Regions from separate parts of the Homo sapiens genome. Here region 1 is linked to region 2. A link is a loop called in an ENCODE intact Hi-C map of the cell type or tissue named here. Cell type or tissue: MCF 10A. All regions are shown on one strand. Each heading gives the region's core, and the rest is flanking DNA. Links, peaks and the distances in the headings are about the cores only. Region 1 overlaps SMG7 (SMG7 nonsense mediated mRNA decay factor). Region 2 overlaps ARPC5 (actin related protein 2/3 complex subunit 5).

Region 1 (9,683 bases), core at 1,203-9,202, 140 kb after region 2:
TCTCTCCCACTCATTCTTCACATCTAACCATCCTTAGGGAGGTGAGGTCCCAGCCCAAGCTGTAGGACCTAGGAGTTAGATGTACAACAGCCAGAGCACTCTGTAACCAATTTCAAAGAAACCACACTTGCCCTTCACAAAGTTATTCCACTTGTCCTCCCTTGCCCAGCCCAAGCAGAAAGATCTGACAAGAACCCGAGAATGAGGACCAGACCTGGGCAGAGCAGCTAGCTTTTTAGTATCTTACTATTTAACACAGTACTTAGCACCTTAGGTATTTTATATTGGATTGAGTAGAATTAAATAAAATTCAAGCCCTGTCTAACTCTGTTGATTGAACTTTTTTTTTTAAGCTTCAATTTTCTGTATGAAAAGTGAGGGTTAATTAAGCCTATTGTGCAGGATTCTGTCGGTGAAAACATCTAACACACGTGAAAGATATTGTGAACACTCATGAACTATATCAAAAAGAAAAATAATTAGGGTTAAAAAGAAAAAAAGCCTTGGCCAGGCGTGGTGGCTCAAGCCTGTAATCCCAGCACTTTGGGAGGCCAAGGCGGGTGGATCACCTAAGGTCAGAAGTTCGAGACCTGCCTGGCCAACACAGCAAAACCTCGTCTCTACTAAAAACACAAAAATTAGCTGGACATGGTGGTGGGTGCCTGTAATCCCAGCTACTCAGGAGGCTGAGGCAGGAGAGTCACTTGAACCTGGGAGGTGGAGGTTGCAGTGAGCTGAGACTGCCACTGCACTCCAGCCTGGGCAACAGAGTGAGACCGTCTCAAAAAAAAAAAAAAAAAAAAAAAGCCTTATAAACATTTTACTTTTCCTGGATTGACTCTTGTACAGTAAAGATGCTACACCATGGGTATAAAACTGAGCTATCCAATATGGCAGTCACTAGCCACATGAGCACTTGACACATGCTTAGTGTAACTGAGAAACTAGATCTTAAATTTCATTCTATTTAAATGGCCACATGTGGCCAGTGGCTACCACACTGGACAGCACAGTTATATATCAATACCACTGTTACTGATAACCTACTGGAGTGAAAAGAGAAAAGCCACAAAACCTTCCCACCTTCCTCTATCAACTATTCTCATGTCACCATCTGAGAAACTGGATCTTAAATTTCATTTTATTTAAATGCATTTAAATAGCCATATGTGGCCAGTGGGTACCATATTGGACAGCACAGTTATACATCAATACCACTTTAACTGATAACCTTCTGGAGTGAAAGAGAAAAACCTCAAAACCTACCCACCTTCCTCTATCAACTATTCTCATGTCACCATTTGAAAGGCAAAAGTACAGCCAATAGCAATTTTTGGTGAACAGATGAAAAACACACTAAGTGAAAAGCCTTCACATAACAGAGCTGGCTTCCTATCAGAGTCTCAGAGAAATAGTACTGATTTATGTTAGGCTACTGACATATGAACACGGCTTTCCACTCTTGCTCTGGCTAGCACCAACAGAAACAGAAATGTATCTCATCCATCTGTGTATCTCTGGTACAGTTTGTCAAACGAATGGAATCCTTATACCAATGACTCTCAACTGTACTTATATGTTCTCTCTGGTTGGTATTCAAGCCCAGCATCTGAATTTCTCTTCCTATTTTTGAGAAATCCCCACAATTTATAAAGCAGAACCTGCTTCCCATTATATATTTACCAGCTTCATTTGCAGCTAGTGTACAGACACATAATTCAGGCTCCATCAACAAACACATCAACCCCACATTTAAGTGTGAACTAATGAGAGAAAGTGGGGACTGTGGCTAATCCATTCTGGATAGCAGCAGCAAGCACATCCAATTTCCAATAGGGCCAGCATGAGTGGTGTTAGGATCAGGGATGCAAAGTAACTGACACAATCAAGGTTCTGCAAAGTGTCTTCACAGGCTGAGTTCTATGATGTGATTTGAGGCACTGTTCCAGGCTGTATAGCTATTGTGGAAAGCAGAATAATGGCTCCTTAGAGATGTCCACATCCTAATCCCAGAACCTTGAATTTTATCTACAACAGGGATTTTTCAGGTGTGATTAGTTAAGGATTTTGAGAAAGGGAGAGTGTATTGAATTATCTGGGTGTGTCCAATGTGATTACAAGGATCTTTCTAAGTGAAAGAGAGGCAGGAGAGTCAGAGAAAGAGTGGTGGGGGAAGTAGAATATAGAGTAATGTGACTACTGGCTTTGAAGATGGAAGGGGGCCATGAGCTAAGGAATGTGGGCAGTCTGAAAAGCTGGAAAAGGCAAGAAAAAGGATTTTCCTCCTAGACACTCTAGAAGGAATGGCACCTTGACTTTAGCCTGGTAGGACCCATTTTGGACCTCTGACCTCCAGAACTGTTGTGTGTTTTAACCCCACCATGGTGGTAGTAATTTGTTAGAGCAGGAAAAGGAAACGAATACCGCTACTGGTCCTACATCTCCAGCCCTTTCACCGCTTAAGTGAGCCAGTGTTTTTTCTGTTCCTTGCAACTAAAAACCTAATAAACTCCTGTATTCTTCAATTCTTACATCTACAGTGTTATCAGCATTTCTTTAAAAAGACAGTGACCAGCCTGAGCAACCTGGAGAGACCCATCTCTACGAAGAAAAAAATTCCAAAATTAGCTGGGTGTGGTGGCGTGCGCCTGTAGTCCTAGCTACTCAGGAGGCTGAGGTGGGAGGATCATTTGAGCCTGGGAGGTAGAGGTTGCTGTGAATACGTGACTGGAGTCCAGCCTGGGTGACACAGTGAGACCCTGTCTCAGAAAAAAAGAAAAGGCCAGGTGTGGTGGCTCACGCCTGTAATCACAGCACTTTGGGAGGCCAATGCAGGTGGATCACGAGGTCAGGAGTTCGAGACCAGCCTGACCAACATGGTGACACCCCATCTCTACTAAAAACACAAAAATCGGCCAGGCGTGGTGGCGGGCGCCTGTAATCCCAGCTACTCAGCAGGCTGAGGCAGGAGAATCGCTTGAACCCAGGAGGTGGAGGCTGCAGTGAGCCGAGATGGCACCACTGCACTCCAGTTTGGGCAACAAAGTAAGAATCCGTCACACACAAAAAAAAGGCCTGTGACACAGTTTATACAGTTTTTGCTTCTTTTCATTGCTTAAGTCAAGTGTGCTTGGTTTTATGTAACAATGAAGAATAGTACTAATTATTCAGACTCTACCATTCCTTGAAGACTGAATATGTCAATTACTCTGAGAAATTCACGTAATTCAAAATGTTTGCAGTAAGTGCAATCTCATATATTATTAGCCAACATTTACTGGGTGTCAGTATGGTTCTAAGGTTGTCCCAAAATAATTAAGAGAAAGCCCTCCTCTTAAATGACAACATGAGAACAACATGGTGCACACACAAAAGAGAAACATCTACTCATTTACCTGAGAAAATTCTAAGATGATCCAAAGAAAGACTTTCTGGAAGAAGGAAATTTTCAAGAGCAATGTAAAGTCATATGAAAGAAAGAAATTAAGACTGGGAAGTGAGTAAAGGAAAGCTGTCCCTTTTCCTAGTTAACCACAGTCTTGCTGTCTCAATTTCAGGTAACAATAAATTTCCAAGGGTAAACATTAAATTCAAAGATATCAGGTCACATATAAAGTATAGCTTTAGTAATCTGTTACTTTTTAAAAGTTACATTGAATTTTCCTTTAGAAGCAAGTTATTATCCAAGATTTAAATTTCATACATGCAAAATTATAATCCTCAGTGTCAGAAGCTGGCACCTAAACATCTCTATGTAATAACCAAGTCAGTGAGGAAAATGGAATCCAAATCTTCTGCAGTGAAGTTATCCACAAAAACTGGCAAGTCATTCACTACTTGTACTATTAGCCCTGATAGGTCAAAGTTATTTTCCCCCATAATAGCTGGTTCTCAATATTCCCCAGTGTTCTAGGAAATAAACTGTATCTAAGTAGTGATACTAACTAAAGACAAAACCTGCAGAAAGAACAGCTATAATAAGGGAGGAATAGCAGGTCAACTAGTCAGTAAGATAAAGCAATCTAAATGAATTAATTTCAAATATACAAGAAAAACTTATCTCCCCTAAGTAAGTTTTTTGGCAAAACTACCCGGCCCACTTCCCGCTTATTATCTACAAAGAAAAAGTGCATTAGGAAGGTTGACACTGATGAGAAGAGTGTTCAGATTATATATGTTTATAATTCTACATATTACATTATGTTTTATATAAACAAAAATAAAATAAAAATAAAATCATACAATCCTAAGCAAATAAGATTATAAAACTATACAGATACAGATAGAATCAGCCTGATATCTAGGTTCAAAACCCAGCTCTGCCACTTTCTGCATGTATGTCTCCTATGCCTGTTTGCCTAGCTGTGTAACAGAGCAATAATAGTATACATCTACTATTCAAAGAGTTAATAAACACACAATATTTGGAATACTGTCTGGCACAACATAAAAGTGCTGGCTATTACTACTAACAATCATGTCAAAAGAACAAACAAACAGCCTCTCTGTGAAGTTATTCCTTATTGCTAGTCTATACAAGCCTCAATGTCAGAACTGAAAAAAGAAAAGGTATGTCAGTGTATGCCAGATTACATGCGAATGGAAGCTAACCCAGAAGCTATATGGCAGATGGTCTAAGAGTATAATAAGCCTTTCAAACAACAGGTCAAAATGATTACTAAAAACATTATTTATAAAATAATAAAATCACATACCAAAAAATTTTTAGATAAAGGATATTAACTCAGGAGTCTCCTAAGTTTCACAAAGATTAATATTAAAGGATATACCTATATGGCCACATCAGGATATACTGCACACCTCTCCCAAATCCAACACAAAAGCAAGTAACCCTCATACAAAGGAAATGCTAACAATTCCCTGTTAGCATTTAAAGGGAGAGAGAATTGTTCCTGGTGACACATTCTTGAGAACTGCCATCACTTGTAGCTTCAAATCAGCTGCCAAAAATAGTGGAAAGACTAATTGTTATTTCAGGTATAAAGAAACAGCACAGGTAACAAAAAAGCAGAAAGCATGAGGGTTATTGTGGTATGAGCTGGCCCTCTATCGGTGAGTTCCTCATCCATGGATTCAACCAATTGTAGACCAAAAAAAAAAAAAAAAATTTTTTTTCAGAAAAAAATAACAATTTTTTAAAATACAAATTAAAAAGCAATATAGTGTAACAACTTTTACATTGTATTACATATTGTAAGTGATCTAGAGATGATTTAGAGTAGACAATGTATGCAGGTTATGTGCAAGTACTATGCCATTTTATATAAAGGAGCACCTACAGATTTTGGTATTGTGGGGGTCCTGGAACCAATCTCCCACGGCTATGGAGGGATTATACTGTGTCTATCTTCTCATGTAATTCTCCTAGTAATTCTACCATGGTCATTTTACAGGTAGCCAAGGTAAAAAACTAGAGAGCTTCAAGGTTACATTGCTAGTATATAATAGGGATCTGAACTCAGGACAACCAAAATACAAATTAAGCCAGTCTTAATTCAAACTCCTTGGCTCATTCAACTTGCTATGCCGTGCCGCTGTCTTAGGGAGCCAAAAAGACCTGTGTATGCGTTTAAACAACCAAATTAATATATTACATTAGAAAACCAGAAAGCAATTAATCTGTTACATTATTTTCCTTTCATAAACCAGAATTTATGGCCAGTATGCCTTATTATTTGAGTTGTGGTTCTTAAAATGGTCTAACCTTTTTTCATCAAAAAACAAAACTAATGATTATTTCAGACAAGGTATAATACTGTCATTTTGGTTACTTAAACAGAAATTGAGGAATATGATTTCATAGAATTAGATGTTAAAAGTACAAAAATTTCACCTCATAATATATTACACAAGTTGTATGTATGCACACACACAAAATTCTGCAGATGTCCTAAGACACTCTTTAATGTCCAAATTTATCCTATGGTGGTTCTCTCAACACTATGCTTTTTTACTTTTTTCACCAGTAATAAAAAAAATTTCAAGTAAGCAGTCTTTAACTCATTTTTCTCTTTGAATACCATCTTCCAGTTGCATTTTCCTTTGATTACCTCACTACTAATTATCTCATTACTGTACAGTATCTCAAAGATAATCTGGTTAGGTGATCACCTGATACAAAAGTAAATAATTCGTAACCTTTCTAAGAGGCAGTATTAGTAAAACAGACACATCCATTATACTGTATCCCAACTAACACAGCACTGAAATACTATTATATGTCTTTGGGAAGGAGAAGGAAAGAAAAAGAACTCAACTTCTGCGATCTGAGAAAAGAACCCAAAGAGTTTTGGGAAACAGATGAGAATATTAATGCAATATAGCAGTTATAACAGACTTTCAGAATCATGCTTGTCATTTAAGACAAGACACAACAGTAGGAAAATGCCATCAAGAACTGTGAGAACAAAACACTAATCATCAAAGGGTCTGCAAAGTTTTTCTTCTTTATGACTTGAAAAAGTTAAATCCAAAGACACTTCACTTAACCTTAGTAACTAAAGATTTCTGATATTTCCCCCTAATGCTGTAGAACTTCTCCTTCCCACAACTCTACCTCCATTCTACCTCCTTATCTCAAGGTGAGGATTCTATAAATGAAGTCCTATTAGCCCAAAGCTGTTTTCAGAATTACATGTACATTAGTCCTCCATTATCCATGGGAGATGACTCTGTGGATGCCTGAAACTTCAGGTGGTAACAAACACTATATATACCACTTTTTTCCTATACAGATTTACCTATGATAGTTTAACTTATAAATTAGGCACAGTGAGAGACTAACAATAGCTAATAATAAAATGGAATAATTATGACATAAGCTATAATAAGTTATGTGAACATGGTCTCTCACTCTCTCAAAATATATTGTACTGTACTCACCTATTTTCTGACCACCTACTTTTAGTTACCATTGACCACAAGGTAACTAAAACCATAATTAAGGGAGGACTACTGTACTCACTAACACTGTCATCATTTCCCACGTAATCATTTAATAATGTTCCAAATAGCTATTTTTTTTTTTTACCTAAGATGAGGCTACTTACAAAAGTAGGGGGAGGAAATCTAAATCTTTACATATCTCAAGAGGAAGTACTGTAGGCATTATATAAATCTTTCTCTCTTGTGTCTCCCTATTCCAGTAGGAATGTGCATAACACACACCAGCTACTCAAATATAAACTGCTCCCTTAAGATTAATGACCAGGTTCACTGAAAAAAACCTTAGACCCCCCACCCCCACACAAAAAAATGCAGAATGAGATATGGACTAATCAAAATCTCTAATTTATATGGCCTAATGTGACTGGTAGTCTCAATCTGATCATAATGTTTACATCAACCAAACTCAGTCATTCCTAGTATCAGGATTCTTTTAGAGTTCTTCAAACACACTGCACTGAGGCATTTACTCATTTTGTTCTTTGCCTGCTATACTCTTCTTTTTTACCTGGCTAATCCTGCTCATCCTTTTAAAATTCAGCCCACAGGGAATGGTGGCTCATGGCTATAAATCTAAGCAACTTGGGAGGCTGAGGCAAGAGGATCACTTGAGGCAAGAGGATCACTTAAGGCCAGGAGTTCAAAACCAGCCTGGGCAACAGAGCGAAATCCTGTCTCTGAGAAAAATAAAAAAATAAGTAAAACTGAACTCTGGTGTTCAACTCCAGAAGCTTTCCCTAAACCTCCTATGCAGGAAAAGTTCCACTTCCCTTAGTACACTCATGGAATTCCTTGAAAACATTTCACACTGTATTTACTACATTATATTGAAATATTTGTGCCACATCTGTCTCCCTCAGGAGCCACTATCCTAAAGAGTAAGTATCGGTTCATTTTTATATTCTCAGAGCCTAGCACTGGCATACGGTAAATAGTCCTAAATGTTTTGCAAAAACAAAACAAAAGCATGACAATTTTATTTAACACCAATTATGTACACTGTACATTTAAAAGATGCTGAAACATGGTCTCAACCATACTTAGTCTAGCTGCAGAGATAAGTCACATATAAAAAAAGAGATCATTACAAAATTAAGAAATTACAAGTACCAAATGACTAAGATACAGGAAATGCTACAAAGTTTAAAGAATGCAGAAATCACCAGAGTACACAAGGAAGTCTTCACAAAAGAAGGTGAAGTTTAAGCTAAGCTAGTACAGTGTGGCACTTCCCACATGGGAAATGACATGGGAAGAGAGATTTAAGCAGGAATGCATATGCCATGATTAGAAAACAATGAGATTACTCTGGCTAAGGCAGTTGGTTTCTATCAGGGAGTAAGAAGATATCATGAGGCAGAGGTAGGTGCAGGTCATTTTATGGAAGGCCAACAATACCAGATAAATGAGTTTAAGGAAGTGAAAGCCATATACAAATACTTTTTCAAGACTATTAATATAGAAGCAACGCAAAGATTAATTGGCAGGGGGACAGGTGGTAAAGAACCTGAAAAAGAACCAGAATTTGTTAAACACATGTAAACCTTTGTTAACACTGACAGCAATTTTAGGAGATCAATGTTCCGTTTTACAAATAAAGAAATCAAGACACAGAAATGTTAAGTTGTTAGCCCACACAGAAAGTAGCAGATGGTGCTTAAAGCCCCAGATCAATGCTTCCTTCTTGATGCTTGCAGGAAGAAATGCAGGTAAGGTAACAGTAGGAAGAATTTTTCAAAAGAATGGGCAATGTAATTAGAATCATGAAATCTTGATGCTAAACGCAACAGAGCTCAGAACACCCTGTAAAGCCTCTGTGTATATACCACTGCCAGTATGAACTATTTGGTAATTGAGTACTTACTTGTATGCCCAGTGAAACTACTTGAGGGCACAGTCTCTTTTTATCCCCAGGGACCTGGGATATAGCATGGCCCAAACTGAATGTTTATTGGTGGAATGGATAGAAGGACAGATACAAGAGAGGGGGACACACAGAGGAAGGAAAACAAAAGTGTGAGTTTGAGGGAAAGGAAAACAATCAGTAAATGAATTTGGCCACCGTGAGGTCTTTGGCACCTTTGGAAATGGTAATTTCAATAATGTACTCAGAAAAAAATGGACTGATAGCAAGGGATTAAGGAAAAGTAGATGGTAACTAAAGGAAAAACATAGGTTAGGGCAAACTTGAAACGCTTGGCCATAAAACAAAGGTAAAGAAGGACAGAACTTGAAAAGAAAAATCAGATCAGGAAGGCCTTTTAAAGGAAAATTGAGATTGGTTCACAGAAAGTAAGATCGGTAAAGGGAATAATTTAAAAGAAGAGAGCGACACAAGTGAAAAAAGATCCTGAAGGATGGTAAACATTAAAGAGTACAGTTAAAGGAAGGGATTCTGTAGGATCCTGCCTGACCAAATTCCTTTTCCCTTTTTGAGGCCTACAGCAGCCACCAAATCTTTGAACTACCACTTCCACATCACCACTTCTCTGTCCATAAACCTACCTTATCTAAGAAAAACTTAGATGTGGTCAGCATACTAATTAATGCAATGTATTAAGTGAGTGAATCAATTTTTAAAAAACTTATTTGGAATAAAGGAGCCATGAGTTGTTCTTCCCGCCTGAAATGGCAATTTGCCCAATATCCACTTATTAAAATCCCATCCATCTTTCAATGTACAAACCAAATCTCACCTCCTCAAAGACACCCTCTCC
Region 2 (9,683 bases), core at 1,150-9,149:
TTGCAGTGAACATTGATTACTTATTATATTCCACATATTCTTCAAAGGACTTTATAAATATTAACTCATTTAATCCTCATAAAAATGGAGGGAAATGCTTGCTATTATTCCTCTTTTGTCACTGAGGAAACTGAGGCATGTGTGAAGTCTTCATTTCTTCCAAATGTCAGTCACCAGTTTTTACCAATCTTCGAAGTATTTCTGAAATCTATCTGTTCAAGCGTATCTAATGCAGCTGTTCACAGCATCTCTCCCAGTCTGTTGCCATAGCTTCCTGACTGGTTTCCCAGTTAACAGTTTTGCCTCCTTCAAATCTGTTCTCCACCCAGCCATCAAAATGATATCTTTAAAATCAAAATTGCCCTTGTCAGTCACCTGCAGGATAAAGTCAAAGTTCCCAAGTCTAGCTTCATCTTCCATGTCATTCTTCCCCTCAGGCTATAGCAATGCCAGCCTTTTTCCTGAATGCACCATATTGTTTCACACCTCCATACATTTGCTCATGATTTTCTGGTGTTAGCCTGTCACCTACTCATTCTTTTAATGTGTCATTTCCTCCATGAAGCCTTAGCTGAAACATTCCTCTATACTGTTAATCTGGGTATAAGCCTCTCCCTGGTGCTTTAATAGCACCTGCAGCACAACTCTCATTTCATACATTAGATTAAAATTACCTGTTTATATGTCTGTCTCCTCATGCTAGACCAGAAAATGCTGTATTTGTTCACTTTTGTATCCCCAGCATCTAGCACAGTACTCAGTATACAAAGGTATTCCATAAATATTTTTTGAACAGAAAGAAACCAGAGCTCAGATTCCTAATACTTGATCATTACTCTCTATTTTTCAAATTAGAGTCAGAGTTAAAGTTTCTAAGTTCTTAGCTATTAAACAATACCTTCTTTCTTTGGGAGAAAAAAAATCTGACAAAGGCTGACTAATCGAAGTGGAAGTTGGGATGGTTGATCCCAGTTTGAATTTTCTTCTGACTATGTGGTGAGAATGAGAAATGCAGAATGTCCACCTGTTTTGAGCAGGAACACTATGCTGCAGATTTTTTTTTTTTTTTTTTTTTTTTTTTTTTGAGACGGAGTCTTGCTCTGTCGCCCAGGCTGGAGTGCAGTGGCGCAATCTCGGCTCACTGCAAGCTCCGCCTCCTGGGTTCACACCATTGTCCTGCCTCAGCCTCCCGAGTAGCTGGGACTACAGGCACCCGCCACCACGCCCGGCTAATTTTTTGTATTTTTAGTAGAGACGGGGTTTCACCATGTTAGCCAGGATGGTCTTGATCTCCTGACCTCGTGATCCGCCGGCCTCGGCCTCCCAAAGTGCTGGGATTACAGGCGTGAGCCACCGCGCCCGGCCTATGCTGCAGATTTTTTAAAACATTATTTAGAATTAATGTACTAAAATGTAAACTAGTATCTCACTAGAATGTAACTTCATGAGGGCAGGGACTTTCAAGGTTTTGTTTATTACTGTAACCTCAGTGCCAAGAACAGTACCTGGTGCATAATTGGTGCTCAAGAATTTATTATTTGTTAACTAATAAATTCAGGGTCTATAGCAGTGCCCATTCCTTCTTTAAGAAAAATGTTTTACCAAATATGAGAATTGACCTTTTATTATTCTGTCAACATTTACATCTTGGTTTGTTTTTAGGCACTTGCTGCTGGAGGAGTAGGGTCCATTGTTCGTGTCTTGACTGCAAGAAAAACTGTGTAGTCTGGCAGGAAGTGGATTATCTGCCTCGGGAGTGGGAATTGCTGGTACAAAGACCAAAACAACCAAATGCCACCGCTGCCCTGTGGGTAGCATCTGTTTCTCTCAGCTTTGCCTTCTTGCTTTTTCATATCTGTAAAGAAAAAAATTACATATCAGTTGTCCTTTAATGAAAATTGGGATAATATAGAAGAAATTGTGTTAAAATAGAAGTGTTTCATCCTTTCAAAACCATTTCAGTGATGTTTATACCAATCTGTATATAGTATAATTTACATTCAAGTTTAATTGTGCAACTTTTAACCCCTGTTGGCTGGTTTTTTGTTCTGTTTTGTTTTGTATTATTTTTAACTAATACTGAGAGATTTGGTCAGAATTTGAGGCCAGTTTCCTAGCTCATTGCTAGTCAGGAAATGATATTTATAAAAAATATGAGAGACTGGCAGCTATTAACATTGCAAAACTGGACCATATTTCCCTTATTTAATAAGCAAAATATGTTTTTGGAATAAGTGGTGGGTGAATACCACTGCTAAGTTATAGCTTTGTTTTTGCTTGCCTCCTGATTATCTGTACTGTGGGTTTAAGTATGCTACTTTCTCTCAGCATCCAATAATCATGGCCCCTCAATTTATTTGTGGTCACCCAGGGTTCAGAGCAAGAAGTCTTGCTTTATACAAATGTATCCATAAAATATCAGAGCTTGTTGGGCATGAACATCAAACTTTTGTTCCACTAATATGGCTCTGTTTGGAAAAAACTGCAAATCAGAAAGAATGATTTGCAGAAAGAAAGAAAAACTATGGTGTAATTTAAACTCTGGGCAGCCTCTGAATGAAATGCTACTTTCTTTAGAAATATAATAGCTGCCTTAGACATTATGAGGTATACAACTAGTATTTAAGATACCATTTAATATGCCCCGTAAATGTCTTCAGTGTTCTTCAGGGTAGTTGGGATCTCAAAAGATTTGGTTCAGATCCAAACAAATACACATTCTGTGTTTTAGCTCAGTGTTTTCTAAAAAAAGAAACTGCCACACAGCAAAAAATTGTTTACTTTGTTGGACAAACCAAATCAGTTCTCAAAAAATGACCGGTGCTTATAAAAAGTTATAAATATCGAGTAGCTCTAAAACAAACCACCTGACCAAGAGGGAAGTGAGCTTGTGCTTAGTATTTACATTGGATGCCAGTTTTGTAATCACTGACTTATGTGCAAACTGGTGCAGAAATTCTATAAACTCTTTGCTGTTTTTGATACCTGCTTTTTGTTTCATTTTGTTTTGTTTTGTAAAAATGATAAAACTTCAGAAAATAAAATGTCAGTGTTGAATAATTTATTTTTCTCTGACTTTAACAATTATGAATGTATGGTTAATTAAGAGGAAAGGTTTTCTGCTTCTACCACCAAGTACTGTACTCTTAACAAGAACAGTTTGGTAGGGTTTTTATAAGACTATATAGATATAAGATGATAGAGAAGAGAGTCATGAATGATGTCAGAGCACTACTGAAGCCTTTGGAGTGATTCCATAGCCTTCTGGATGGCAGCTGAATACCTATATGTAGTATCACTGCCCAAAGACCTAGACTAGAAAGTGCAAAGTAGCTTAGCAGCTGCAGTCATTCACTCCCAGCCTCCAAAATTCTCTTTCTTTCACCTCAAATCTATTTCTTGTACTTACCTACTCACAGCGACTTCTGTTTGCTTTCGATCTTCACCTGACTAGATTCCCACTTTAAAACACTTCCAGGCAATTCAGGGTCCTATGGGTGAAGATAAGCTAAGCAATAGGTATTATTCTTAAATATTACTTAGAGATGGGGACTTGCTATGCTGCCCAGGCTGGAGTGCAGTGGCTGTTCACAGGTGTGATCATAGTGCACTGAGGCCTCAAACTCCTGGCTTCAAGCAGTCCTGCCTCAGCCTCCCGAAAAGGTGGAACTACAGGCACATGCCACTGTGCCTTAGCCAATAGGTATTAGAGGTAGTCAAGTAGGTATAGCATAACCAATTACAAACTTTAAAATCAAATGATACTGAATGCTTTTTCATAAAATCCTTCTTAACATCACTTTCATAACTGAAGCGTTTGGAAAAATTCTGGAGTTCATATTTGTTCACAAGAATGGGTGGGTGTATTTAGAATCTGCCAGTCTATCAGCTTTACTGAGGGGAGATACTAAAAATATTTAACAAGTAGTATAATATAGAGACCGAGTCAAAATGGATACTAGCTGGAAACAACTGGTTCAACTGTTGCCTCCTGACTAAATGTCAGCCCAGGGTATAGTAACCATGACACAGTACTATCCTTGGTGAAGAGTTGGGAATAGGATTAATTGCGGAAAAAATATATATAAATGCCATAGGACACTTTTAGCACAAAAGTAGTTGTTTACCTCCCATTCTCCTCCTTTAATCTCAGTGCTTTTACTATTTGGTTTCTTTTTTGGCATTTTACAAAAGGGAAGAAATGGAAAACATACCCCTTCTTGGTCATTGGGTAACAGCACCATTTCGGTAACAGTCATACTTGATGACAAGTATGATGATATTTTAAGGACATGAACATGGGTGAAATCAATGTGTAGATGGTACAAATTAACCGAATTCTTTTTAAAGCATTTCCTGTGGATCCCAGGATCATGAGGACATAACAGAAGAATAAGGTCTGAATCTTGTTCACCAGTTTGCTCTCAGCCTAATTGGGAAGTAAGGTTAAGCACCTGAAAATTATGTCATACAAAAAAAAAGAGAATTAACGTCATACAATTTAGCATTTGACTGTAAATGCAGTTAGTCAATGTTGGGAGAACAACAAAATCAGGGTGGATCAGAGTATTTAAAGTGAGACATTAATTTGAACTAATCCTTTGGAGGGGCAGAAAGGACAAACGGTCCAAGTGAAATGAACAGAGTAGAAAGAGAAAGTTAAAAGTGGGTTTAATAGTCACTGTTCTTGCAGTTTTAATGTTTTTTGTTTTGTTTTGTTTTGTTTTGTTTTGTTTTGTTTTTTTTGAGACAGAGTCTCGCTCTGTGGCCCAGGCGGGAGTGCAGTGGCGCGATCTCGGCTCACTGCAAGCTCTGCCTCCTGGGTTCACGCCATTCTCCTGCCTCAGCCTCCCAAGTAGCTGGGACTACAGGCGCCCGCCACCACGCCCGGCTAATTTTTTGTATTTTTAGTAGAGACGGGGTTTCATTCACCGTGTTAGCCAGGATGGTCTCGATCTCCTGACCTCGTGATCCGCCCACCTCGGCCTCCCAAAGTGCTGGGATTACATGCGTGAGCCACCGCGCCCAGCTGCAGTTTTAATGTTTTTAACATAAGAATTCTAGATGGTGCAAATTATTAACAGGATCAGAAACTATCTCCGTGATAGATTCAAGAAAGTAAAATTATAGGAAATCATAATGTTTTATTAGCTGAAATAGACATTGATGATCACTTAGTTTAACCCCATGTATAAAGGTAAAAAAGAAAATTAATTAATTAATTTTTTTTTTTTGAGATGGAGTCTTGCTCTGTTGCTCAGGCTGGAGTGCAATGGCACAATCTCGGCTCACTGCAGCCTCCACCTCCCAGGCTCAAGCGATTCTCCTGCCTCAGCCTCCTGAGTAGCTCGGATTACAGGCACGCATCACCGTGCCCAGCTAATTTTTGTATTTTTAGGAGAGATGGGGTTTCACCATGTTGCCCAGGCTGGTCTTGAACTCCTGACCTCAGGTGATCCACCCTCCTCCGCCTCCCAAAGCACTGGGATTACAGGCGTGACCACCGCGCCCAGCCAGATTGATTAATTTTTAGATACACAATTTTTCCTTTAGATTTACAACTAACATCCCCTTACAGACAAAATATGTTAAAAGCACCAAAATAATTGAAAAACACACCCAATTAAGGAACAGACCAACGGCCTCTGTAGAACCAAGTGCCCTTAAACAAGGCTGCTTCTGTCCATATTCCTGCCGCGGGACCTCTGCCCCACTCCCTCTCCCCCTCACCCCAATGTCACTAGTACAATATGTGAAAACCCCAATGTGAAAACGTTCTGTGCAGGTGCCTCTTGTATGATTCCAGATATGGAGGAGGCCCGGGAAGCCCACAGAGGTACAGCATGTCATCTGCCTCAAGGTGGTGCTACTTCACCACATTGATGATCCAACCACAAGCAACATGGGACACAGCATTCACTTTAACATTTCTATTTTCCTTTATCATTTCTGTTACTTGAGTGTGTAAGAGTAATCAACATAAATAATCTATGTTTACATCTCTTATTTCTCTCTGAAACAGTTCCCTAGAATCCACACCACATGAAACACAAATTGAGTAGTGTATGACCCACCTGAATTCCAAAGCATTCTAAAACTCCCGTATTTTCCAGCCTAGCAGTTAGCTCCTGCTCTGCAAGACACACCCTCTTGACCTTGCTGCTAGACTGTATGGGCCCCCTGAAGTCATAGTAGCTGGCTCTTACTCATCCCCACATTCACTTGGCATAGTTGATGTTCAACAAATATCTCTTGGTTGCATAACATTGAACGAGCCAAGTCACCTAAGAAATCCTTAATTTATACACAGGTTCTTAGGGTACCTGAATAGGGCAACACATCAGAAGTACAAATTGAGAACTATACAAAGAGTAAAATAATTCTTGGGTTCAAATACCCTAGAGCCAATCAAGTTTAGTCACAAAGAATTTCAATTCACTTCAATGTGGACAGTTAAGAAGGGAATTTATCAGCCTTAGGTGGAAATCAGAGCCACCATGAGTACCACGTGCAGCCCCTATAGTGTTTAGCTTTGCCAGAAGTCACCAGAGAAAGTGGCTGAGGAACAGAATTCCAGCTCATATCTGGCTAACAGTGGCACTATGGGAGTTTATATGATCTGTTCATTATTCTGTGGCATCACCTTCTAAGAGCAGAGATGTGACCCAATACCCCTTGTTTTCCTTAAAGATAACCATTAAATTATATCCATGAATTTATATCACCGTCCTTGACTTTATACGTAGATTTTTCTAATTCTGTCAACCCTTAGGGTAATGAATAACTTAAATGGCCAATGCCTCTGAATAACATCATACTTCCTTTTGTTTCTCCAAAAATTGAATCAAGATGCCAGGGCAACTAAGATTTTCTTCAATTTGCTAAGTTAAAGGTCAGTGTATTCATTAGCCAATGGTTCTGTATTTTATTCATTTTAGTTTTTATTCGTTTTCAAATAATTTGTTCATATTGTTCAATATTCAAAAGGTAAGAAATATGTACTGTGGTAATTTTCCATTCCACCCTAGTTCCTCTTTTGACAACCAACTATTGTCACTTAATTCTTAGGCATCCTTCCAGATACAGTGTATGCATTTACAGGCAAATACCTATATAAGATTTTACCCCTTTGTGTACATAAATACTAACATACTATATATAGTGTTCTGTTCCTTGCTTTTTTCATTAACAGTATATTTTGGTGGTAATTTCCTATCAATACATAAAGAACTTCCTTATTCCCTTCAGAGGCATTTGAACCAGAGCAATTCCTTCTTGAATAGAAGCTGGGTAAAATAAGGCTGAGACCTACTGGGCTGCATTCCCAGATGGTTAAGGCATTCTAAGTCACAGGATGAGATAGGAGGTCAACACAAGATACCGGTCATAAAGACCTTGCTGATAAAACAGTTTGCAGTAAAGAAGCTGGCCAAAACCCACCAAATCCAAGATGGCAATGAAAGTGACCTCTGCCTCTGGCCATCCTCACCGCTACGCTCCCACCGGCACCATGACAGTTTACAAATGCCATGGCAACATCAGGAAGTTATCCTATATGGTCTAAAAAGGGGAGGCATGAATAATACACCCCTTGTTTAGCATATCATCAAGAAATAACCGTTAAAATGGGCAACCAGCAGCCCTCGGGGCTGCTCTGCCTATGGAGTAGCCATTCTTTATTCCTTTACTTTCTTAATAAACTTGCTTTAACTTTACAGACTGGCCTTGAATTCTTTCTTGTGTGAGATCCAAGAACGCTCACTTGGGGTCTGGATTGGGACCACTTTCCGATAACAATTTTATTTTTATGACTGCATAATAATTCTATTATATAAATAAATGTACCATAATTTACTTAACCATTTCCCTATTGATTTAGGTGGTTTCTGATCTTTTGCAGTTACAAACAGTGCTACAGTGAATAGCATTATACACAAGTCATTTTACATATGTTCAAGCCTATTTGTAGATCAATTCCTAAAAGTGAAAGTTAAGGTCAGTTGGAGGGCATTTAAGGGAGATATTGCTAAATTGCCTTTCTTAAAGGTTTTATCAATTATACTTTCTCCAGCCGTGTAGAAGAATGCATGTTTTCCCACCCCTTTACCTATTCTATGTGTTTGTCATAAAACATTTTTTAATCTTTTCAAATCTGATGTTTTAAAAATGGTATCATATATTTGCATTTCTCTTAATGTAAATGAGATTGCACATCTTTTCACATGCCTAATAGCCAGTTGTATTTTCTTTTCTATATTTTTGTATTTCTATATTTTCTTTGCCCTTTTGATGGTCTTTTTCTTACTGATTTGTAGGAGCTCTTTTCAACAGGAATGTCAAATATTTCTTGCATTTTGAGTTTCGCTTTATAATAGCTTTTACTATAAATAAAAAGGTTATTTTTATTTTTATCTAATTGAGTTTATTAATCTTTTCTTATGGCATTTAGAGTTCAAGTCATACTTAGATTTTCCTGGCTCCAAAATTTAAAAATAGAAATTTCATGAAGTGTTCTTGGATGTTTTTATGATTTTAAATTTTAGTTTTTTTATTTTAAAATATTCATATTTTTCTTTTCAACAATTGCTGCTTCAAATGTAAACTAGAAGAGATTAGTTGGTCCCCATATGGAAGTCTTATCCTAATATATTGACTTGGTTGGTTTTCTCAGGACTTGAGGGTGTTTTCTTAAGACAAACTACCCAAAGTATTTCGCACGTGAAAGCACAGTTTCACTGTCATTCAGGCAAGTATTTACATGCTAAGGGCTGCTTAAAATATTTAAAATACAATCCTTATCCTGTGGGATCTAGATTCTAGGTAAGATACACAAGCAATGAATAAAATTCAATAGTAAACAAGCTATAATAGAGAAGAGAGTAAATTCATGTACAATAACAGATGGGGAGCAATTACTTCTCCAAGAGAGAATGTCAAGGAAAAGGTGTGAAAATGGGAGCATTTCAATGGGCCTTGAAGGCTATCTAAGAGTTTGGCAAATAGAAAACAGGAAGGGAATACCAAGCCGAGGAAACAACACGATTTCAGAATTCACACAATTAGTGAACATTCCAGAATCCTGTTCATTATTAGTATTAAATCAAGTTAATTAAGTGATACCATGTTACCACTAAGTTTGAAGACTGGTTCCAAATTTTCTGGGTCCTCAGATCAAAAGCAAAAGATTTCCTTAACTTTGATATAATACCCAGTGTTTATTCTAACGAGAGGGAAACCATCTGCTGCTGAGATACAGCTACTTATGAGTTTCATGTTATAGCTGTTGTCAGGCCAGGAAGTACATAGACAAAGTATATGCTGATTGATAGTGACTCTCTGGGGTGCTGTATTGAGTAGGACATGTTGGAGTTCAACAGGTAGGTGGACCATGAGAATTAGTGATGTCTGCCATGGGTTTTAGACATGTAGAATCACAACACATATTTTATTCCTGCTCTAAATGATATACAATATCTGCATTATTTGGCCCTGGCCTTTATCTACAGCCCCATCCCCAACTAAAAGTAGGACTGCCTCATAGCACAAGTCCAGGGGACACCATTCATGCCACACAGTTGTGCTGTAAGGGGTGCCGTTCATATGAAATCAGTATAAACCGGGCTTCTGGGAGCTGTAATAATATTGTTTAATACTGCATAAAGCTCTGCTTAACTTTTATATAC

Evidence for each region. Peaks named below come from ENCODE experiments on the same cell type or tissue, not always from the same donor. Only the 100,000 strongest peaks of a DNase experiment are listed, where the experiment ranks them.
Region 1: it touches region 2 in a loop (9-fold over the local background); 82 of 110 quality-filtered maps call a loop at or near these places.

What each region holds. Positions count from the first base shown.
Region 1 is chr1:183,479,806-183,489,488 of GRCh38, reverse strand. All of the region lies in intron 1 of SMG7 (SMG7 nonsense mediated mRNA decay factor), which reads right to left. Among named protein-coding and RNA genes, the nearest start is that of SMG7, 12 kb to the right of the region's middle. RefSeq lists an enhancer at 8,489-8,568. In MCF 10A, for the core only: a CTCF peak has its summit at 5,073; no DNase peak of the experiment used is centred there.
Region 2 is chr1:183,619,574-183,629,256 of GRCh38, reverse strand. ARPC5 (actin related protein 2/3 complex subunit 5) reads left to right here. Exons shown (of 4, transcript NM_005717.4): 4 at 1,663-8,411. The coding sequence ends at 1,725. Among named protein-coding and RNA genes, the nearest start is that of ARPC5, 11 kb to the left of the region's middle. In MCF 10A, for the core only: a CTCF peak has its summit at 5,873 (motif pointing right); DNase peaks (open chromatin) are centred at 5,866 and 6,176.